Regions from separate parts of the Homo sapiens genome. Here region 2 is linked to region 1. A link is a loop called in an ENCODE intact Hi-C map of the cell type or tissue named here. Cell type or tissue: heart right ventricle. All regions are shown on one strand. Links, peaks and the distances in the headings refer to the core of each region. The heading gives the core; the rest is flanking DNA. Region 1 overlaps FAM81A (family with sequence similarity 81 member A). Region 2 has its middle 27 kb from the start of MYO1E.

Evidence for each region. A loop is a pair of places that touch in the nucleus more often than their neighbours do. Peaks named below come from ENCODE experiments on the same cell type or tissue, not always from the same donor. Only the 100,000 strongest peaks of a DNase experiment are listed, where the experiment ranks them.
Region 2: a loop joins it to region 1, with 3 times the contacts of the local background. A loop is called at or near these places in 5 of 110 quality-filtered maps.

What each region holds. Positions count from the first base shown.
Region 1 is chr15:59,472,781-59,478,163 of GRCh38, forward strand. All of the region lies in intron 3 of FAM81A (family with sequence similarity 81 member A), which reads left to right. Among named protein-coding and RNA genes, the nearest start is that of FAM81A, 37 kb to the left of the region's middle. In heart right ventricle, for the core only: no CTCF peak of the experiment used is centred there; no DNase peak of the experiment used is centred there.
Region 2 is chr15:59,397,095-59,402,477 of GRCh38, forward strand. It overlaps a transcript of FAM81A not described here and the pseudogene NSA2P4. Among named protein-coding and RNA genes, the nearest start is that of MYO1E, 27 kb to the left of the region's middle. RefSeq lists enhancers at 2,232-2,341, 2,482-2,821, 3,192-3,271 and a silencer at 4,756-5,050. In heart right ventricle, for the core only: no CTCF peak of the experiment used is centred there; a DNase peak (open chromatin) is centred at 2,591; H3K27ac peaks cover 647 bases.

The DNA of each region.
Region 1 (5,383 bases), core at 72-5,071:
TTAAGTTAGTCAGGTCCAATTACCTGCAACTAAAGAAGTGCAATGACCTCAGAGGAACGTAGAAAGTTTACAAAATTGCTGTAAATAATATACTTGTCTTTGGATGCTGGTATCTATATTAAGAATGATCTTTTCAGTTTTATTTTTGGGTGCTGAGTCAGTTTTATCCCAGACGCTAAAAACTAAGCAACCCTAAGTTGACAACTGTACAAAATTGAAGAACCCCAACTCGAACATTTCAATTTTGAAAGGGATTTCAGATTTATCAAGAGACTGATAGCTCTGCTGCACCTAAATCTAACGACAGGTAAAATCCAAGTGATGGGGATCAATAAGAATTCTCAGGTTCCCATCCCCTCAACCACTGGCAAAGAAGTACAGTAGGCCCCTTTATCTGTGGCTTCACTCTCCGCAATTTCAGTTATCTGTGGCCAACCATGATCTGGAAATATTAAATGGAAAAATCCATAAATAAGCAATTGATAAGTTTTAAATTGTGTGCCATTCTGAGTAGCATGATGAAATCTTTCACCACCCGGCCTGGGTGGGACGTGAATCACTACTTTGTCCACACTGTATATGCTACCTGCCCGTTAGTCACTTAGTAGATGTCTTGATTATCAGATCAAAAAAACATAGTATATGTAGGGTTTGGTACTATCTGCAGTGTCAGGCATCCACAGGAAGTCTTGGAACGTGTCCCCTGCAGATAAGAGGGTGCCAGGGTATGTTACAAAAAATACAAACTTTTCCCATGTTTCACATTAGAAAATACTGTTACTTCCCCATTCTTAGAATACCCAGCACTTTCCTGTGGGAACTCAGCTCTGTTCCCTTTGCTTACGGGGGTGGGGGAAGACTAGAGATGGGAGTCAGTCTATTCTGACATTACCGTCCCCTCCAGGTAAAAGCACAGTATAACTCTACCCTTAAGAAATCCTGGTCTTAATTTTTTCTGTCAACGTAAGAGGTGATAGTGTTTTAGCTGCAACTGTCGGATCCAGGGAATAATTTCCTATTTGGTAGCTGCCACGTACTACTCCAGTGGCCAGAACCACTTTATTTTATTTTATTTTTTTAGAGACAAGGTCTTGCTATGTTGCCCAGGCTGGTCTTGAACTCCTGGGCCCAAGCAGTCCTCTCACCTTGGCCTCCCAAAGTGTTGGGATTACAGGCATAAGCTACAGTGCCCAGCCAGAACCATTTTAAATACATAATTTCCAACTTCAGCTGGGCCACTGATGCTATTTAACAGTTCCTTCATTTTAGGAAGCCCTCCTTGCCAGTTCCTCTCATGCCCCCAGTTTCCTTTCCCTCAGTGTATCCTGGACACTGAACTCGTGCCACTCTTACTATAGCATTTATTGAATAGGACTAACATTGTTACTTTACAAGCCTCTCAAAAAGAGAGGAACCTTGTCTTCCTCATCTTTGCATTGTCTAGTACAATATTTGGAGCAAAATGCGGTGAATGCTGTCATAGTATATTTGTGTTGCTATAACAAAATACCTGAGATTGGGTAATTTATAAAGAACAGAAATTTATTTCTCACAGTTCTGGAGGCTGGGAAGTCCAAGCCCAAGGCACTGGCATTTGGCATCTGGTGAGGGTCTTCTTGCTGCATGCTTACATGGCAGAAGGTGGAAGGGCAAGAATGATGAATCCTGTGTCCTCACATTGCAAAAGGATTGAACAGAGTGGACCTCCTCCCATAAACCCTTTTTATAAGGGCCCCAGTCCATTCAGGGTGGAGCCCTCATGACTTAATCACCTCCTGAAATACCACGCCTCTTAATACCACCACAATGGGGATTAAGTTCAACATAATTTTTGGAGGGGGTGCCATCATTCAAACCTCAGCAAATACTTATTAAGTGAATAAATGCCCAATACAGAGTGAAGCCAGTTGTAGATATGCTGGTAGCAAAAAGGACTAGAAGAGACTATGAGGTTATCAATGCAAAGAACATCCTTTTCAGATAGGCTGAGTGAAGTGGCCTGAGGTATCAAGGCCAGTTAGTGGCAGTGCTGAGAATAAACCCATGTGGCAAAACTCCAAAAATATGCTCTTTTCTCTTTTCTACTTTACCTCTTAGAAGCTCTTCTAGAACCTGATCTTCTATAATCGACTCTCAAATGTGACAGGCTGTGCTATTCAGCCATTCTTTGCTTTCTGAGTTTCAGGAAGAACTTGTTTATGAAACTAGATAATTCTAGCTTTAGTTCTCACTGAGTTCTCCCCTGACCCATCCTTGCTTTGATGAGAGATCACTTGAATTGCTTCAATAATCAGCTGTATCAAAAAATCTGCCTAAGGAATCTGAAGTCATCAATTGTTTAGGCTTTTGATAATTATTTTTTCCAAAACCTTTTTTTTTTTTGAGACAAGGTCTCACTCCCTCACCCAGGCTGGAGTGCAGTCGTGTGATCTCAGCTCACTGCAACCTCCGCCTCCCAGGTTCAAGTGATTCTCATGCCTCAGCCTCCCAAGTAGCTGGAATTTCAGGCACACCACCACACCCGGCTGATTTTTGTATTTTTGTAGAGACAGGGTTTCACCATGTTGGCCAGGCTGGTCTTGAGCTCCTGTCCTCAAGTGACCAACCAGTTATGTATGGCCTCCCAAAGTGCTGGAATTATAGGCATGAGCCACCATGCCTGGCCTAAACATGTTTCTTTAAGATGATTTTTGAAAAATTTACAATGCAGTGAGAAAGTAATTTCAATTTTGCTGTTTTCCCAACGTCCGAAACACATTTTATGTAATGGTTATTCTTGCCTTAACCAGACAGCACTCTTTTATATTTACATGTATTTTTGGAGTGTGCAATTTTGCAAGTGATGATTTCCGTGATAGACAGGGAAAACTGAGTAAAATCTAAATTTGGCAAAAAATTTAGTTTGTATTTGAGTGTTTACTTTTTTTGTAACTGGTAGTAACTATATATAATGACAAAGTAACAACAAGGAAGTTTAAAAATTTAAGACTCCAATGTGAAACACTAATTATATTGATTTATATGTATTATGAACTTAAGCATGTCTACCTAAACATGTTAGGATGCTTGATGACAGATCAGAATTGCTGTCTTATAGCCAAACTTCATTAAAATGAAATCATGATTGTCTTAGTTTAGGCTGCTATGACAAATTACCATAGACTGGGTAGCTTAAACAACAGAAATTTCTTTTTCATGATTCTGGAGACTGGGAAGTCCAAGATCAAAATGCTGGTAGATCCAGTGTCTGGTGAGACCCTGCTGCCTGAATTGTAGATGGTCGTCTTTTCGTATCCTTGCATGGCAGAAAGTAGAGAGCAGAAGCAAGACCTTCTTTTAAGGTACTAATCCCATTCGTGAAGATTCTACCCTCATGACCTAATCACCTCTTATAGGCCCCACCTCCTAATACCATCACATCAAGGGTTAGGAGTTTAACCTACAATTTTTTTTTTTTTTTTAGACTGGGTCTTGCTCTGTCATTCAGGCTGGAATGCAGTGGTATGATCATGGCTCACTGCAGCCTCAACCTCCTGGGCTCAAGTAATCCTCCTGCCTTGGTCTTCCGAAGTGCTGGGATTACAGGCATGAGCCACCACGCTTGGTGAACATATGAATTTTTGGAGGACACAAACATTCAGTCCGTAACAATGATGTAGAGTAAATTTAAAAAGTACTAAAAGGAAGTCTTCATTTATAAGTAATATAAAAATTGGCACCAGGCACGGTGGCTCACGCCTGTAATCCCATCACTTTGGGTGTGGGATCCACAAGGTGGGTGGATCACTTGAGGTCAGGAGTTCGAGACCAGCCTGGCCAACATGATGAAACCCCATCTCTCCTAAAAATATATATAAAAATTAGCTGGGCCTGATGGCATGTGCCTGTAATCCCAGCTACTTGGGAGGCTGAGGAAGGAGAATTGTTTGAACCTGGGAGGTGGAGGTTGCAGTGAGCCAGGATCATGCCACTGCACTCCAGCCTGGCTGACAGAGCAAGACTCCATCTCTAAATAAATAAATAAATTGGGAGAGTGGGCATAATATAAAACTGATACTTGGCCGGGCGTGGTGGCTCACACCTGTAATCCCAGCACTTTGGGAGACCAAGGTGGGCAGATCATGAGATCAGGAGTTCAAGACCAGCCTGGCCAACATGGTGAAACCCCATCTCTACTAAAAATACAAAAATTAGCTGGGTGTGGTGGCAGGTGCCTGTAACCCCAGCTACTTGGGAGGCTGAGGCAGGAGAATCACTTGAACCCAGGAGGCGGAGGTTACAGTCAGCCGAGATCGTGCCACTGCCCTCCAGCCTGGGCAACAGAGTGAGACTCTGACTCAAAAAAAAAAAAAGCAAAAACAAACAGAAAACAAAACAAAGAACAAAATAACCTCATACTTGTAGTATCAGTTTTAAAACAGAGGTGTGAAGATATTTAAATTGTATTTCAATGATGTAAAAGGTGTATTTTTTATTTATAGATTCTTGAAGAATATCTTCTGTAAATTGCCTGAGTTTTTATTATTATTATTATTGCTGGTTTATAGCTGTTTTTCAGTTCACGCAGTAAAATTTTACTGGGTTATTTGATTTTTGAGAATCATCCCTGCAGGTGATTTTATATTACAAAAGTAAAGCTGAAGCCATTCTTAAGATGTGAAACTTACTGCTAGACCCTGATAGAACTAGTCAAATCGAGATATATTAACACTGTATCTTGGCAAATTTGCCTAGATAAGTCTTTATGATTTTCTGTCATGTGACTCTGAACAGTTATACACTGGAAAAAAAGTAAAATATGTTTTCAAACCATTACCCTATGTGATCCTCAAGAGCTAGAACAGAGTCTTAATATTTCTATTTTCAACACCTACCAATGTCTAAGACATAGTAGGAGCTCAATAAATGTTTCATAATCAAGAGCTCTGGGTCTCCTTGCCCCTTCCAGAACCCTATAATTATTGCTTATATTCTTTCAGCAGATACCAGTGTCAAAACAGATGACTCTTGTATACTAATACACAGTAAGTGCTTGATAAATGTTGAATGGAAGAATTTATTGTTTTAATACATCTCCATCCACAGTGTCTGTTAGCGGTTTGCCTTGTGATATGGAGAAGCTTATCAATTATTTATTCCTCAGAAACTTTCCACCAATGATCATCATCATTATAAATTTAGAGGAAGTAATATAGTCAACTATGAATTATACATGTCTGGGTTATCCATACTGTCTTTGGTTTAAGCCGTTATCGGTCCCTGGAAGCCGAGCCCTGGTGAGCAGTCCGTGGTCCTTTTATTGGTGGTAAGCTTTCCTTTCCATGCCAGTTTGATGGCTGGGGGTAGTAGTTTGGACCCCCATGTCTTTTTATGGCTTTAGCTG
Region 2 (5,383 bases), core at 66-5,065, 76 kb before region 1:
CATGTCAGGCACTATGGTAGATACTAGGAATACAATGTGATTTAAAAAAAATGGAGTCCCTCTTTAGGGAGGGAAAGCCCACTGTATAATAGGTAAAATCTATTGATAGCAGCTGTGTGCTTTATATACGCTACCTCATTTAATCTTCAGCCCTGGCAGGGTCCAGTGGCTTACACCTGTAATCCCAGCACTTTGGGAGGCTAAGGCGGGCGGATCACTTGAGGTCAGGAGTTTGAAACCAGCCAGGCCAACAGGCTGTGAAACTTCAAAAATCCAGCATAATTGGAACCTCAAACCTATGAGATTATCAGATTTGTCCAGATATTTGGACAGTATTATATTGATAATGTTTGAATTTTTTAAAATTTCTGACTTTTAAGATATTGTCCAGGTTATGTGCTTCTATCTCTTGGCCATTATTATTTTGGCTCATACTTGAAGACTATCAATTACAGATGAGTCAATTAAGGCAGAAACGCTTGGTATAAAAATATAAAACACCATCATAAACAATATTTGACCTTGGAAAGGTTCTGGGGAAAAAAGTGAATTAATCAGCACAGATTCATTGGCAGAGTCTGTTCAAGGGTGTATCACCAACCTCAATAATGGTGCTAGGTGTGAGCCAATCCACCGGATACACTCACTCCTCTGATCCTACTGAAATTCATCTTGACCATTTGCTTCTTCAGCTAATGATAGAGACACAAATGGACTATTGGGATTTTCCAGATTGCTTTCAACATTCCAAATGCCAAACCATCCGAGTTTTTAAAATTACTTATGGTTTTCCAAATCCTACAACACAGGATGTGTTGACTAGGAGATACAATTTTTAAGATGTTTGTTGTACGTGCTTTTTTTTTGTCTTCCTGTTTTCTGCGGGTTTATTGGTGGTATCAACTGACTATTCCATCCAAGAGACAGAACTTGCACTGGAGGAGAAATGGGCACAATCCTAACCATAGCATCACCTAGCGACTATCAAGCCCGAGACCAGAAAGCAACATTTGAAGTGGTTTGACAGCATTGCCTTTGGATAACTGGCTTTCTGGTTCCTTACTGAACACTTGCAGATATGAGTTATGTTAGGTGAGGACATCTTTGGAGCCATCTGCATAAGAAGAAGAGTGTCAACTCTGGCAGGACAGACTTTTTTTCACTCAGGTAAGTAATTGGTAATGTAGGGTCTAAGTGTTTTCATAGGAATAAACACATGGGAGGAACACTGTGTAAATTTGGATTAGGTTTTTCTGCATGTAACCAAAATAACAGTGCCTTCCACAGGATGGGAGTTGACTTCCCTTTTACACAAATGAAAGCAAGAGGTAGACAGTGCAAAATACCTAATAGCTCCATAAAGTCATTAGAACATGAATCCAGGCCAGGTGTGGCAGCTCATGCCTGTAATCTCAGCACTTTGGGAGGCCAAGGCAGGTGGATCACTTGAGGCTACAAGTTCGAGACTAGCCTGACCAACATGGTGAAACCCAGTCTCTATCAAAAAAAGAAAATTATTGGGGATTGGTGGCACATGCCTGTAGTCCCAGCTATTCAGGAGGCTGAGGCAAGAGAATTGCTTGAACCTGGGAGGTGGAGGTTGCAGTGAGCCAGGATCACGTCACTGCACTCCAGCCTGGGCAACAGAGTGAGACTCTGTCTCAGAAAAAAAAAAAAAAAAAAAAAAAAAAAAAGGAAATGAATCCAGTCTCTTTCTAGTGCAAAACTTCACCATCCCTAGGGTGTGGTCTATGTCTTCCTAGTCCAAGCTAGTGACTAAAAAATCAGCTATCGGCCAGGTATGATGGCTCACGCCTGTAATCCCAGCACTTTGGGAGGCCAAGACAGGTGGATCACGAGGTCAGGAGATCGAGACCATCCTGGCTAACATGGTGAAACCCCGTCTCTACTAAAAATACAAAAAGTTATCCAGATGTGGTGGCGTGTGCCTGTAATCCCAGCTACTCGGTAGGCTGAGGCAGAAGAATCACTTGAACCTGGGAGGCGGAGGTTATGGTAAGACGAGATCACACCACTGCACTCCAGCTTGGGTGACAGAGTGAGACTCCATCTCAAAACAAAAACAAAAACAAAAAAGAAGAACAAAAAGAATCAGCCATCATATTCATATAGAGGAAGGGGAAGAAAGGCATGTCTTCTCCCTATAAAATCATATCCCAGAAGCTGGAAACATTTCCACTTTCACATTACTAGCCAGAGCTTAGCCAAATGGTCTCATCCAGCTGCAAAAGATATTGGACAATGTAGACTTTATACCAAGCACTTTATGCTCAGCCCAATATTAGGGGTTCTTGTACCAAGAAAAAAAGACAAGAGAATGGATGTGTAGACGATTAGCAGTCTCTGCCACAAACATTGAACCCAGCTGTAAGACATCAAAAAAGGCCTCCAGAAAGATATGGTATCTGAGCACTGAATAAAATACGCTGAAGAACCCATGCAGATGAAAGGGATGTACGAGAGGAGGAAGGGCAGGGTGTTTCTGGTGAGGGGGCAGCACATGTGAGGCCACAAGAATGAAGAAGTGTGCTGTGATGGGGGAACTGAAAGTTGCTCCTCTGGCTGATTGAAGATAGGAGGCAGGAGAATTCTCTCCCTATGCGAGGCGCTGGCCAGTCCTCATTCTCAGGTAATGTTCCCAGAGTTCTGGCTCTCCTCCTTTCCTCCTGCTGCAGCTGATTCTCTAAGTTTAGTGTGAGTGGCCAGCCACTCCCTCCAGGGCAGGAGGGGAAAGAGTGGATAGTATGCCATAGCCTTGTTAAGAAAGCCCCATACTTATTTTTCAGAACACATTTGAGTTTCTCCTTCTTCAACTAGACCAAAAAACAAAGTATCTTCAGTGAGTAACTTTCAGAGAGGCTCCAGGGAGGGTGGTGGGGTAAATGGAGAGTCCCCGTCCGAGTCTCTCTTCTGCTCCTCCACACCTAGGAGCTAACTTCCTGCCATTTTTATCGTAACTGTTACAGGTGAGGGATTTGTGAACTGGGAAACAGGCCAGAGGTTCACTCAGAGATTGCAAAGGCACCTCCAAGTCAGGTTGTCCAAGACTGACTCATGCTCTTGCCCCCCAATTCATTCCTCTTCAGTGTTCCTGTCTGGGGGAATGCGTCTGCACACGTCCCAATACCAGAGCGAGAAAGTCAGGAGTCAGCCCAAGCATGGACTCTCCCTCCCCGCCCACATCCAGCCACTCACGGGTCTGATAAATTTACCTCCTCAATAGCTTGCACTTCTGCTTACTCCTCTCCACGTCCACTGCACCCCGCACACTAGCCCAAGCTACTATCATCCTCTCCCGATCATAGCAGTGGTTGCAAGTCTGGTTGCCCCGCACCGGCTCAGACCCCCCTACCCCATGAATCACACTACAGCCAGTGTCATTATCTTCAGCATAAGGCTGATGATGATCCTCCTTCTCCACCTCTTGAAACCCTAGGGTGGCTAACTGCAGTCTACACAGCTCTAATCACTCAGGTTCACACCCCTCCTGCTTCATCAGGCGTCATTCCTTCCCCTGCTCCCTTCACTCCAGCCTCCTTGGCTGACTTTTGCCAATGCTCTGCCCTCCTTTCGGCCTTAGGTCTGTTCCAAGCTGCAATGCTCTTTTCTTCTCCCAGTGAATCCCAGTCTCTTTCTGTTGTCAGTGCCGGTTGCTTTCATGGGGGAAGTCTAAACTCCCAGTCTACTAAAAATCCTTGCACATTCCCTACTTTTCTTTCTCTTAATACACATGTTGGTTTATAATTTTACATTCACTGGTTGATTAGTGTTTCTATTGATGCATTTTTAGTAGGGTGATTCTTCCAGCTAAAGGGCTACAAAGGTTTCAAATTAATTCTGGAAACATTTTCTCTTTGCATATTTAAAGGGAAAGTGATCTTTTCTAACCTTTGCAGATAAGAGGAATGTTTGAAGTTAGAGTCCTAAAGCATTATTATTTTTATAATGATTTTGTATTTTTTTTCCATTTTAATGTTTGCAATTTAATAAATCTCTTGATGATTGCAGACATGTATGGCTGTTTGGTAGTATTCAGAAACATCACAGTAATGGCAGTTTTTTCAATTGGTGCGTAGTCCTCAATAATTATATATGAAATTGCTGTCGAACCAGTAAGACTGCATTTATGCATCCATCATTTTCAGGATTGTTGGTAACCTGGGCATATTTTCCCCAAATAACTGCCGCCTTGCATCACAAGGCCCAATTTGCTCACATTTACCTCCATGGCAGTACCTTTGGTAATAACACCCAAAGTTGTATACAGTGGGGACGACGGGTTCTTCTTTACACCAAATATTGGTAGGCAAAAGGTGACTTTCAGTTCAGGATATGTTACATGGGCTTTCTTGAAACGCAAGCCCATTGGCCTGATGAATCTTTCATACTTAGGTGGTATTCTTGTAAAGCCATCTTGAACAAAGCAGACATTAGTAACCACCCTCTTCCATGCCTTCTTCTTTCTCTTCCTTGTTCGAATAACTTTTAATACTTCTGTTTCTCCCTGGGCACATACTTTAGGCAGAGGGACTTCCCATTTTCCCGCCTTCTCTTTTCGTTTCTGTTTGATCATACTGGAAAGTACTTTAGCTCGAGATTGTCCCTCTCTGTCCAGCAGATAGGCAGGTACTGCTCCCTGTGGAGTCTTTTCAGCATTTTTTTTTTTTTTTGGTGTTTCTCTTTTCATGCATCTTGATAGTCTTTTTTATTTGTATTTTCTCAGCATGGCCCTGTTTATGGTAAGGCTTAGCCTTGAGACCAATCATTTTCTTTGCCTTCTTTGAACATTCATGAGCCTCTCGACTTTCTTTCTTTCTCTTTTTCTCATGGTAATCCAAACAGTATCCATGGTGTTTACAGTGTAATTCAATATATTTGTTCTGTGGCATGTTGACGCCGCAGAGCTGCCAGGAGCAGCCCCTGGGGTGCGAAAAACGCTCTCAATTTTCGGGTCTTAGAGACCCATGAGCTGACGCCGTGCAGGCCTGACAGGAGAGTGATTTTATATTAACTTTGCTATTGCTTTATACTGCTATAAAGTAATAAACTCAAATTTCTATCCCACGTGTTACTGATCAGCCGTGGATAATGTTAGGAGGATGCCCTAGTTTTGGGGGTGGCTATCTTAATATTCCTTAATATCCCTTAACTGTTTTGCAGATCCAGAACATTTCTGCCTTCAACTCCAGCAAGGATCTGAAGGTCCAGGACCTTAGGAAAGCTGCCTGCAGAGAGGTGGAGAGGTAACAGCATGTGGGACGGGGAGAGTCTGCTTGTATTCTTCTGCCTCCCACACCCCAACGTTTAGGAACAAGCCTCATGCCCATTATACTCACAACGAGTTACAGACTAGTGGCTCACA